3 separate regions of the Homo sapiens genome follow, and all the other regions are linked to region 1. The links are chromatin contacts, found by Hi-C or POLR2A ChIA-PET in ENCODE. All regions are on one chromosome and are shown on one strand. Each heading gives the region's core, a stretch centred on a gene start or an enhancer-like site at or near the end of the contact. The rest is flanking DNA. Distances are from core to core; before and after follow the strand shown.

Region 1 (2,833 bases), core at 265-2,764:
TTCAGTTCATTATAGGCCATTAAAATGGCTTCTCAAGTTGTAAGACCAGTGTTTCCACTATGAGAACTACATAGAGCGGTTGCAAGAATTGCAGACATCAATCTGGTTTATATTTTTAGCACGAATCCAATTTTGCTAGTCACACCGAAAGCCGAGTCTGTACCCTGTTAAACAGATAGGAAAGCAAGCTAACATAAAGTATGAAGCTAAAAGCATATATAAATCTATTTGCTTTGCAAAACTATCACATCAAATAGAATAAAATCAATTTAGAGCCAACCATTCTAAAAGATTACAAAAGTTAATTAGTAAACCTTGGGAAGTTGGTTTTTTGCCCCATGAGGTCTTCTGGGCCGAGAGCTTCATGTTGAATATCGGCGAAAGTAATTTCAATGACTAGGCATTCTCTGGCTATTGTAAAACCTCTTCTCCCTTTTTGTTGATGGGCTTCCAGGTATGAATTAGGAGCTCTGGAAGTGTTTTCCTATTCTAGCTCTTGAGAACTTGAGTTAAATCTGTGTAGTTGTTTATGTACCCCAAAGAGTAGCTTAGTGTTTAGTTAAAACACTCACAGTTCTGATGCCAACCACTGTGACACCAAGGCAGCCATTCAAAGTGCAGGGATAAGATGACTGTGTTATTGCTATATGCCTGTGAAGTTGTTGGAACAATATTGTAACAGGATCTTACTCTATCTCCTTGAATATCACCAATTTCTGACTCAGGAAACCCTTTTCTGTAGAGTAGAAAAGCGGTGACATCTGTTCTCTTTTCCACAACAACAACAACAAAGTAATAGAGTCTCACTCTTAAGAGACATCATCTTTATTTCCCAAACCTCACCTTATTCGTTAAGGCTTTTCATTTAATAAGAGGATTAATTGCTGAGTTTTTCTGGAGGGTTTTTCCTTGTTATCTTGGTAATACCCACCTCATTTATTCATTATATTCCTTTTATTGTATTCTTTCACTAGCGTATGGTCCTTATGCTAAATTATAATTAAATAGGCCTGTTAACCAAAATGTTTTTATTCATTAGATACACAGTAAACCATGTTTACCTCTCCTGGGTGATGTTTATGAAAACATAATTCAGTAAAACCGTTGCTGTTGTATCATCTCAAAAGGAATTTAATTTTAAAAACTCTTTATTTGAATGTTACTCATAGTTGCAGAAGTTTTAGTCCCAAGTCCCACTGGTTTTATTTGCCATCTTTTTCTGAATCCCTTCGAAGGTGGTGATCTCCTTGACCTGAAGCTCCTCAAGTACAGTCGCTCTTCATTTGTACGAGGCATTTTGGAGGCAGTTCAAGTATTCTTTTAAACTTTCTTTAGAGAATGTGGAGATTCTCATTCCCTTATGTTTTTACCTGCGAGTAAGTCACAGCTCAGAAACTTAAAAAAAAAAAAAATGCTGGGAGCATGCAAAGAGACATTCTTTTGATGGCCAAAACAGAAAAACTACATTTTTTAGAGCTCTCTGGTAGTCATCTTCCCCGCTTGTTACTGGGGAAGTACAAGTCTCTTTCAGTTCTGCAAAGGCCCCATGAGACTAGAATAAGCTATTTTGAAAAGAGAAGGGTGGCGTTATTTTAAACCAAGCCAAACTAAGGAGTGAACTTTCACACTTGAGCTGCCGCAAGGTAGCCATGTCTCTGATGCTGGGCCAGCAATAACTGTCAATCCGAGCTTCCTAACCTGGTTGGCAAATATTTCAATCTACATGGCAATCTGCATCTGCCTCCTTTCCTGCTGGACTTAAAGAGGTGGCGGAAATCGATAAATCCCTAAATTGGGGCAAAATAATTTGTTTTTCAATATTTTTTAACAGACTGGAACTAATTGAAACGTAATTGGTTAGAAATTGTTTTTATATGACAAACAGACTTGAAGAAATACAGCTGCACATATTCAACTGCCATCCTATGCATTTACCATTCTAATGTCTGTTTTACTAATATTTATCACAAAGCATAATTAGATTAAGACAGTAAGACCTCTAAAAAGTGACACATAATTACAGAGAAAAAGAAAATACTGAGTCATAAAGAATACATTTTTCCATTCAAGTGGATTCCACTGTCTTTATTAAAAACCAAAAGTATTCTTGAGTAAGATTTCACTATGATTGTATTTCCATTCAATACAACTGAAATGTATTGAATTGAATTGAATTGTATTGAATTGCAACTAAAGAAATATTGCAGTAAATGGCTTCTTGAAAATTCTGAAATTCCAAGAGAAATTGCTGTTTTCCATGCACTTTTTTTTAGGTGCTTTTACCTATGTGGGTGCATTTAATCTTCATGATACCTTATGTGGTGTAGTTGCTATCATCACACCTTCATTCTACAAACATGGAACCTCCTTTGGTTAGAGGCCACATAGCTAGTCCGTAGCAGACCTGGGTTATAACCCAGACAGTCTGACTGTAGTCTGTGCTTGGAACCATTACTCTAAAAGCTATTTTAATAGTTGAAGAAAGGTTAGTTAAAGACAACAGGTGTCAGTAGATAATTTTATCCTACAATATAAGTAATTTATAACTAGGAATAGCTGCTGTGCATCATGCTCCTACTTAAGTGCCTGGCTCTGTGCTAAGTGCTTTCTATACATTATTTTATTTCATTCTTAACATGCCCCTCTGACGTAAAGGATTTATTATCCTTGTTTTACCAATGATGTAACTGAGAATTAGACAAATTAAGTAATTTGCTGATGGTCGTGTAAACCTAGTGAGTAGCAGAACTGAAATTTAAACCAGATCTCTTCACTTCCTAAGATCATATGTGTAACCACTATTGCTGGGCTGCTTCCTCCATGTTAAGATTCA
Region 2 (2,820 bases), core at 253-2,752, 400 kb before region 1:
CTGAGCTTGTATAATTTTGGCAATTTTGACTGACATGTGGAATCCAAGTTATGGCTGGGTATGGGGTTGGTGTTGCAGGCTGCTTTACTGCTTAATGATTACTAATACATTACAGAAAAATGGATGAAAACACTTCAAGATCTCTTGATTTAATGATTTAACATTAAGTCATTTAAAATGATGGAAAATGAAATGGTAACACAGCTAAGGCACAAGCACCAAATCTTTTTTATCTTTGGAAATGAATTCATTCAATGAAATACATACTGTGGATGCTATGTGAGAAACAGTTCCCGTCAGCTGGGAGTCTAACACTGAGTATTACAGCCATTCCTTTGATTTTTCTCCCTCCCTCATATTTGGAGATTTTAAAACAAATGAAAGGCAGCATTATTTCAGCTTAAGGCACAGGCATAAGTCACATAAGAACAAAGAAGGTTTTATTATCACATTAAGCATTGAGGAGGAAATGTGCTTACCGATAACTAATTTAGTGTTCTAGGCTATTAGGTTAGTATTTGCTTCTTGCAATCTTCTAGGCCAATATTTACTATTTATATCTTGATGGAGGTAAAAATGTTCAGCTAGTGAGAAGGTCATTAAGGAGAGAAAGAAAAAAAAAAGCCCTTGGAAAATGGAACAAAGTACACAGATAGGGAGAAAGGTACCCTTTGCGCCTCAGTGGTCTATAGAACATTTGCCCTCTCTGCCTATAAAGTGATTTAACATTAACCACATTTCACTCCAGCAGCAGAGTGCTATCTCCTGACAAAAACTCCTTTTTGAAAGCCTGGGGGAAAAAAAATCCACATACACAAAAGAATGTGAAACATATTGCCACAGGCCAGTGTCTTGGGCTTTTTGCCTAAGAGGTTTGCTTTCAGCAAAGAGAGGGGGGAAAAAAAACACTCTAACAACAACAGCTTGTACAGTACAGTGAACAGCCTCCCTGCTTTTTGGCAGACTTTCCCAGCGAACAGTTCCAGTGGCAGTGCCTTGAGCCCATTCAAGAATTCCATTTCATAGGAAAGGAAGTGTTTCAGATAGACCTATTTGATCTTTCAGCATGTGCAAATGCACCTGCTAAATAGCTAGTCTGACAGCCCATATAGCCCTCTCCCCAGTTCCTTCTTCTCTGTCTTCACCAGTAATCATATGGGTTATTTCAGACTTGGACTAGGTGAGATGAAAAGTACATAAAAATCACGCCAAACGTTGCTACTGCTGCTGCACGAGCTCAGGCTCGACGTGCAGATGGAATTCCCTTCTCCCCACGCCAACTTCCCTGTCACTTTCTTCCTGGAGCAGGTAAGAGGGTTTTGTTTTGTTTTCAGCTTCCGAAGGCTTACCTCGAGGTGGCTTCCTCCCCTGCCTTTGCATGGCTGTTCCCGACGGTCTGGTCCTTGCCGCTGGGGTGGTAGGCTGTTAGTACCACTCCCTGGGAACTGGAGAGCCAGCTCATGGTGAGAGAAGGGACATACTTTCTGCGATCCTGACACAGAGAAGGGGAAAGAAGTTCCTGTCTCGCCTGGCAACTCGCTCATTAGCATTGGCCAGCTCCTCCCCGCAGGCTGGCGATTCACACGGGGAGGGGCGGGGTCTGTCCAGGGAAGGGCTTCCTGCCTCTCCAATTAGAAGCTGCAACTCACAGCATGGTTTCAACTCTGGACAATTGCACTCTGGGCGGCTTTGGTTAAAGGAGGCGAAGGGTGGAAGCGACGGGTTGCACCCACCCCCAAGTTAGTCTGATCAGATTAAACTGCCAGAACGTATATTCAACTCATCACTGTAACTACAAGCCGTCTTACTTAGGAAACCATGAGTTGCTGCCAAGGCTTTTTTTTTTCCCTCCCCAATTCCTCTATCTTATAATTTCTGCTACTTAATGTAACATGAGTAAAGGCATTTCTTAACCCCTTCATGTTCAGCGTTAAAATTAGCCATAGTAAAAAACAACGAACCCGCGGCAAAACTCTGCAATCCAGACGACGAGAAAGGCTTGATCCTTGTGTCCGGTTAAAAATGCCCTCATAAAAATTGTGTGTCCTGGAATGTCGTCGTCTTTCACATAAAGCCAATCTCAAATATACGTCTTGTTTTAGCAAAATATTTTTCAGCACCAAAAAGGGATAGACCTACCAATGCTCTGTTAAGTGTTATTGCTGAGAACAAGAGAAGTCCCTGCCATTTGTTGAGCACCTACTATATGCCAAGCTCTCATGGACGGGGGTTTCACATGTATTATCTCATTCCATTCAATTCTCTCTCTCTCACACACACACACACACCGTACAAGATAGGTATCACTATCATCTGTGTTATACATAACACAAGGAAAGTAAGGCTGAGGGACGAGTTAAGTAACTTCACTAAGATAACACAGTTGCTAGTGCCAGAAGCTGGATTTGAACAGAATTCTAGGCTACATTCCTTTTATTTTTCACCAGTATGCTCTTCTTTGTTTTGCAGATTAAGAAACAAGATCAAAATTATCATAAACACAAAAGACAGCTCTGTTCTTTCTCCCCATCTCCCCTCCAAAAAAAAAAATCACTTTTTTGGTTTGTTTTTGAATCAGGGTCTCACTCTGTCACCCAGGCTGGAGTACAGTGGTGATTGTAACTCACTGCAGCCTCAACCTCCCAGGCTCAAGAAATCCTCCAGCCTCAGCCTCCCCAATAGCTAAGACCACAGGCATGCACTACCACGCCCAGCTAATTTTTTTATGCTTTGTGGAGAGGGAGGGTCTCACTGTGTTGCCCAGGCTGGTCTTGAACTCCTGGGCTCAAGCAATCCTCTTGGCTCAAGCTCCCAAAGTAT
Region 3 (3,241 bases), core at 239-2,738, 440 kb before region 1:
TGCCTGAAGAGAAGGCTACGTTGGTGGACAGTTAAATTATTTGAAAAGTCTCTTATACCACCTACTTCGCATCAAAAGGAGACTCATTCAGATTCACCAAAAGTATGTGAAGTCGTAACTCTTTTTTTTTTTTTTTTTACTGCCTCCCCCCACCAAGACTTTCTCAGCCTACTCCCCTCCTCTAGGAGCTGCCAAATCACAATGCTCTGCTCCCCTATTCTCACCTGCTGGCATCAGCAGGAACCCAGCTCCCCGTCAAGACCCCCTCAGGTTCCTCCCCTCCACACAGATCTCTACTTCCTCAGGCCTTCCTGGAGTCCCAAGAAGTAGCTGACTTTTACCCAATTCCCAATCTGATGTCAGTTTTTAACACTTCCCAGTACTAAGCCCTTCCCAAGATAGAAAACCTACCTCTTCAAATCATAACATTTGCAGTTACAGTATCTTAGAGATGTCAGGAGTTAGAAGCCATGGACACCCTCTAGTTCAGTGGCTGTCAACCTTAACACACTTGTCTTTAACCTAATACCTATTTTATAATCTTCACCTTTATGATTCTGAAGTAAAGTTCAAGTAATTTATCTATACATAATCCTGTGTGTATGCATATGCCCTTTATGATAATATTAAGGAGAAATAAAGGAAAATAATTTAAAATAGGTTTCTCAATATGTGCCTGGACACTAACAGACATAAAATGAAGTGGTCAACTGTTTATTATATTTACCTATAGAATGAGTTCACATTTGGAAAAAAATAAGATCAGAAAACATTCTGCATGAGAAATACAAAAATTAAAAGGATAAAGGGACACGTGTGTTCATCTTCACAAATGAAGATGTGAATTAGGGCCAGGCGCAGTGGCTTATGCCTATAACCTCAGTGCTTTGGGAGGCTAAAGTGGGAAGACTGCTTGAGCCTGGGGGTTCAAGATCAGCCTGGGCAACAAAGCAAGACCTCATCTCTATAAAAAAAAATTAAAAATTACCCAGGTGCAGTGATGTGAGCCTATAGTTCTATTAATAGCTACTCGGGAGGCTGAGGTGGGAGGATTGCTTGAGCCCAGGAGCTAGAGGCTACAGTGAGCTATGATCGTTTACCTGCACTCCAGCCTGGGTAAACAGAGTAAGACTCTGTCTCTAAAAATAAAAAATAAAAAACTTGAGTTAGATTAAGCAGAGGTGAGACTGACTTGTACATGACATCTTCTCAGGAATGCCAAATAGGTCATTCTAGACACCAGACAATTCTTTGTTTGGCAAGTCTGTCCTGAAATTGTAGAATGTCTAACACAGCTGGAACCTGCCCTGCAAATGATGGGACAACATAAAACACCCCCACAAATTCTCAAAATACCCTTTAGAGGGCACTACTGAGAAGTACTGATCTAGTTCACCCCATTTTGCCTCTGAGAACACAGAAGTTCGGAGAGGTTAAGTGATTACAACACTCACAGCAGGAACAGGTCACAAACCATGACAAAGTGGGTTCCAGAAACCAGTCTCATATCACCACCCACACGTACACGCGCACACACACACGCTTCCTCTCCCCTTTCTTCTACTCCTGGCTCAGATTTTTCATCTATGTCCTCTGCAATCATCGCCATTCAAATTTAACCGTCTGTGTCCCTCTGACCCCACCCATCCCAGGTTCTTCTGAATTGTGTGTGCCAACCTTACTCTCCACGGTACATCAAGTCTCACTAATGTGGCCACAACCTTGGCCTTAACTCAGATCACAAAGATCTCTAACTTAGCACAGCCTCCTCACTGTCTCTGGGACCTTCCAGTTCCATCCCTTTATGTCAGTTCCTTCCTTCCCACTCCCAACTCAGCACCCAAGAGAACTCATTCAGCATTGCTCCCTCAACATTACCCATTATGTGTAACATGGGTCTTGGTTGACACCCACTGTTGGCTTTTTCCTTAGTCCTTACTACACAGAAGTGTGACGTATATTAAGTTCCATATCTACACAGGCTTGCAATACTTCCTACTCACCAAACACAGTACGATTCTATTCAGTGTAGTTCTAGTTGTTTAAACATTTTTTTCCAATGGCTGTCCCCAGTATGCTGAGCTAATGCCTAATTCAATCAACCTATAGGAAACAACTTTGCTTTTATAATAATTAGGCAATAAATAATGAGGATGCTCCTTCCAATAATGTCTTTGTTCATGCTCTATGGCTAAGAAGAATGCCCTCTTTCTCAAAAAACATATTTCCTTCAAAATCTGGTTCTTGTTAATATCCTCAGTAAAGCTTTCAAGACCTTAGCACATATTAATCTCTGAATTCTCAACTTATTAACAACGACAGACTTTCAGAGAAGAAAGAAATCTACAGATTACCTAGTCAAGTCATTTTATTTTACAGATGGAGAAACTGGAACTCAGAGAAGGGAGCAAGCAGTCTCCAGTGATATAACCAGTTGTCTGCAGAGAAAGCTGAAACATGGGTCTCTCCACTTCCTGCCCAGTTTCTTTTGAATACACCAATGACTCATTTCATAGCATTTACAGACCTTTCAAAAGATCAGAATTGTTTTTCTTTAAAAATATGCTTCTGCATAAATTTTAGAAAGATAAGTCTATTATGCTTCACAATGTCCTTCATCTAGTGCTTAAAAATGGAAATATTTTTGTTTGCTACGTATTTTCATACTACATGGAAATTAATACAAATATCCAGTTCCTATTTCCCTTGTTAATTTCTTTCTCATTTTTTTTTCCCCAAGTCAAAAGCCATCTGCAGCTTGCTTCCCAGGACAAAATAGTCATGCCAAAAAAAAAAAAAAAGTCTTAAATAGAGTAGCCAAATCAATGTCCCAAATGAAGGTTAAGTTGTACAGCATTTTGGTTTCAAACCAGGTTTATTTTAAAAGTGTTTTTTCTCTTTATAGGAAGGATAGAGTAAAGGAAATCACATTTCTAAGTGTGCCTGCATGCCTTAACTATTAGTCAACAATGATTCATACATTTTTAAGCTCTTATCTGTCTCAATGAAACTTCTCAGATCTCAACTATTTATATGGTAAATGCCTTGAATGATCAGAATGATCAGATTCAATTATTTCTATTCTTTTCATGCACTTATTTTTACCATTTGCTTCTTAAATTAATGTACATCAGTTAACTCTTTTTAATGGTATCTGCAGAAAAGACCACAGTCAAAAATCCAAAATAACAACTCATTTCACCAACTTTGAAAATCTGATATTTCTATTCTTTTAGGTTAT

The links. A loop is a pair of places that touch in the nucleus more often than their neighbours do. ChIA-PET counts read pairs that join two places held with the same protein, here RNA polymerase II (POLR2A). Pooled maps may share reads with other maps.
Region 2: a loop to region 1 is called in a pooled map, with 1.9 times the contacts of the local background. The contact joins the promoter of ARHGAP18 here to the enhancer-like site in region 1. A Hi-C loop is called at or near these places in 1 of 50 pooled maps. POLR2A ChIA-PET finds 5 or more read pairs at or near these places in 2 of 52 experiments (GM10248 and activated CD8-positive, alpha-beta T cell).
Region 3: a loop to region 1 is called in a pooled map, with 3 times the contacts of the local background. The contact joins two enhancer-like sites. A Hi-C loop is called at or near these places in 1 of 37 single-sample maps with no recorded cell type and 2 of 50 pooled maps. POLR2A ChIA-PET finds 5 or more read pairs at or near these places in 2 of 52 experiments (GM10248 and activated B cell).

The regions. Positions count from the first base shown.
Region 1 is chr6:130,113,642-130,116,474 of GRCh38, forward strand. The region is part of intron 19 of L3MBTL3 (L3MBTL histone methyl-lysine binding protein 3); the gene reads left to right. Among named protein-coding and RNA genes, the nearest start is that of L3MBTL3, 96 kb to the left of the region's middle. RefSeq lists an enhancer at 1,256-1,385. Within about 2 kb of position 1,515, at least 3 of the 41 ENCODE cell types and tissues checked have a DNase peak (open chromatin) inside an H3K27ac peak, as active enhancers do.
Region 2 is chr6:129,708,675-129,711,494 of GRCh38, forward strand. ARHGAP18 (Rho GTPase activating protein 18) reads right to left here and starts at 1,503. Exons shown (of 15, transcript NM_033515.3): 1 at 1,350-1,503. The coding sequence starts at 1,462. RefSeq lists a silencer at 1,777-1,856.
Region 3 is chr6:129,670,568-129,673,808 of GRCh38, forward strand. The region is part of intron 1 of ARHGAP18 (Rho GTPase activating protein 18); the gene reads right to left. Among named protein-coding and RNA genes, the nearest start is that of ARHGAP18, 38 kb to the right of the region's middle. RefSeq lists a silencer at 2,365-2,504. Within about 2 kb of position 1,489, at least 22 of the 41 ENCODE cell types and tissues checked have a DNase peak (open chromatin) inside an H3K27ac peak, as active enhancers do.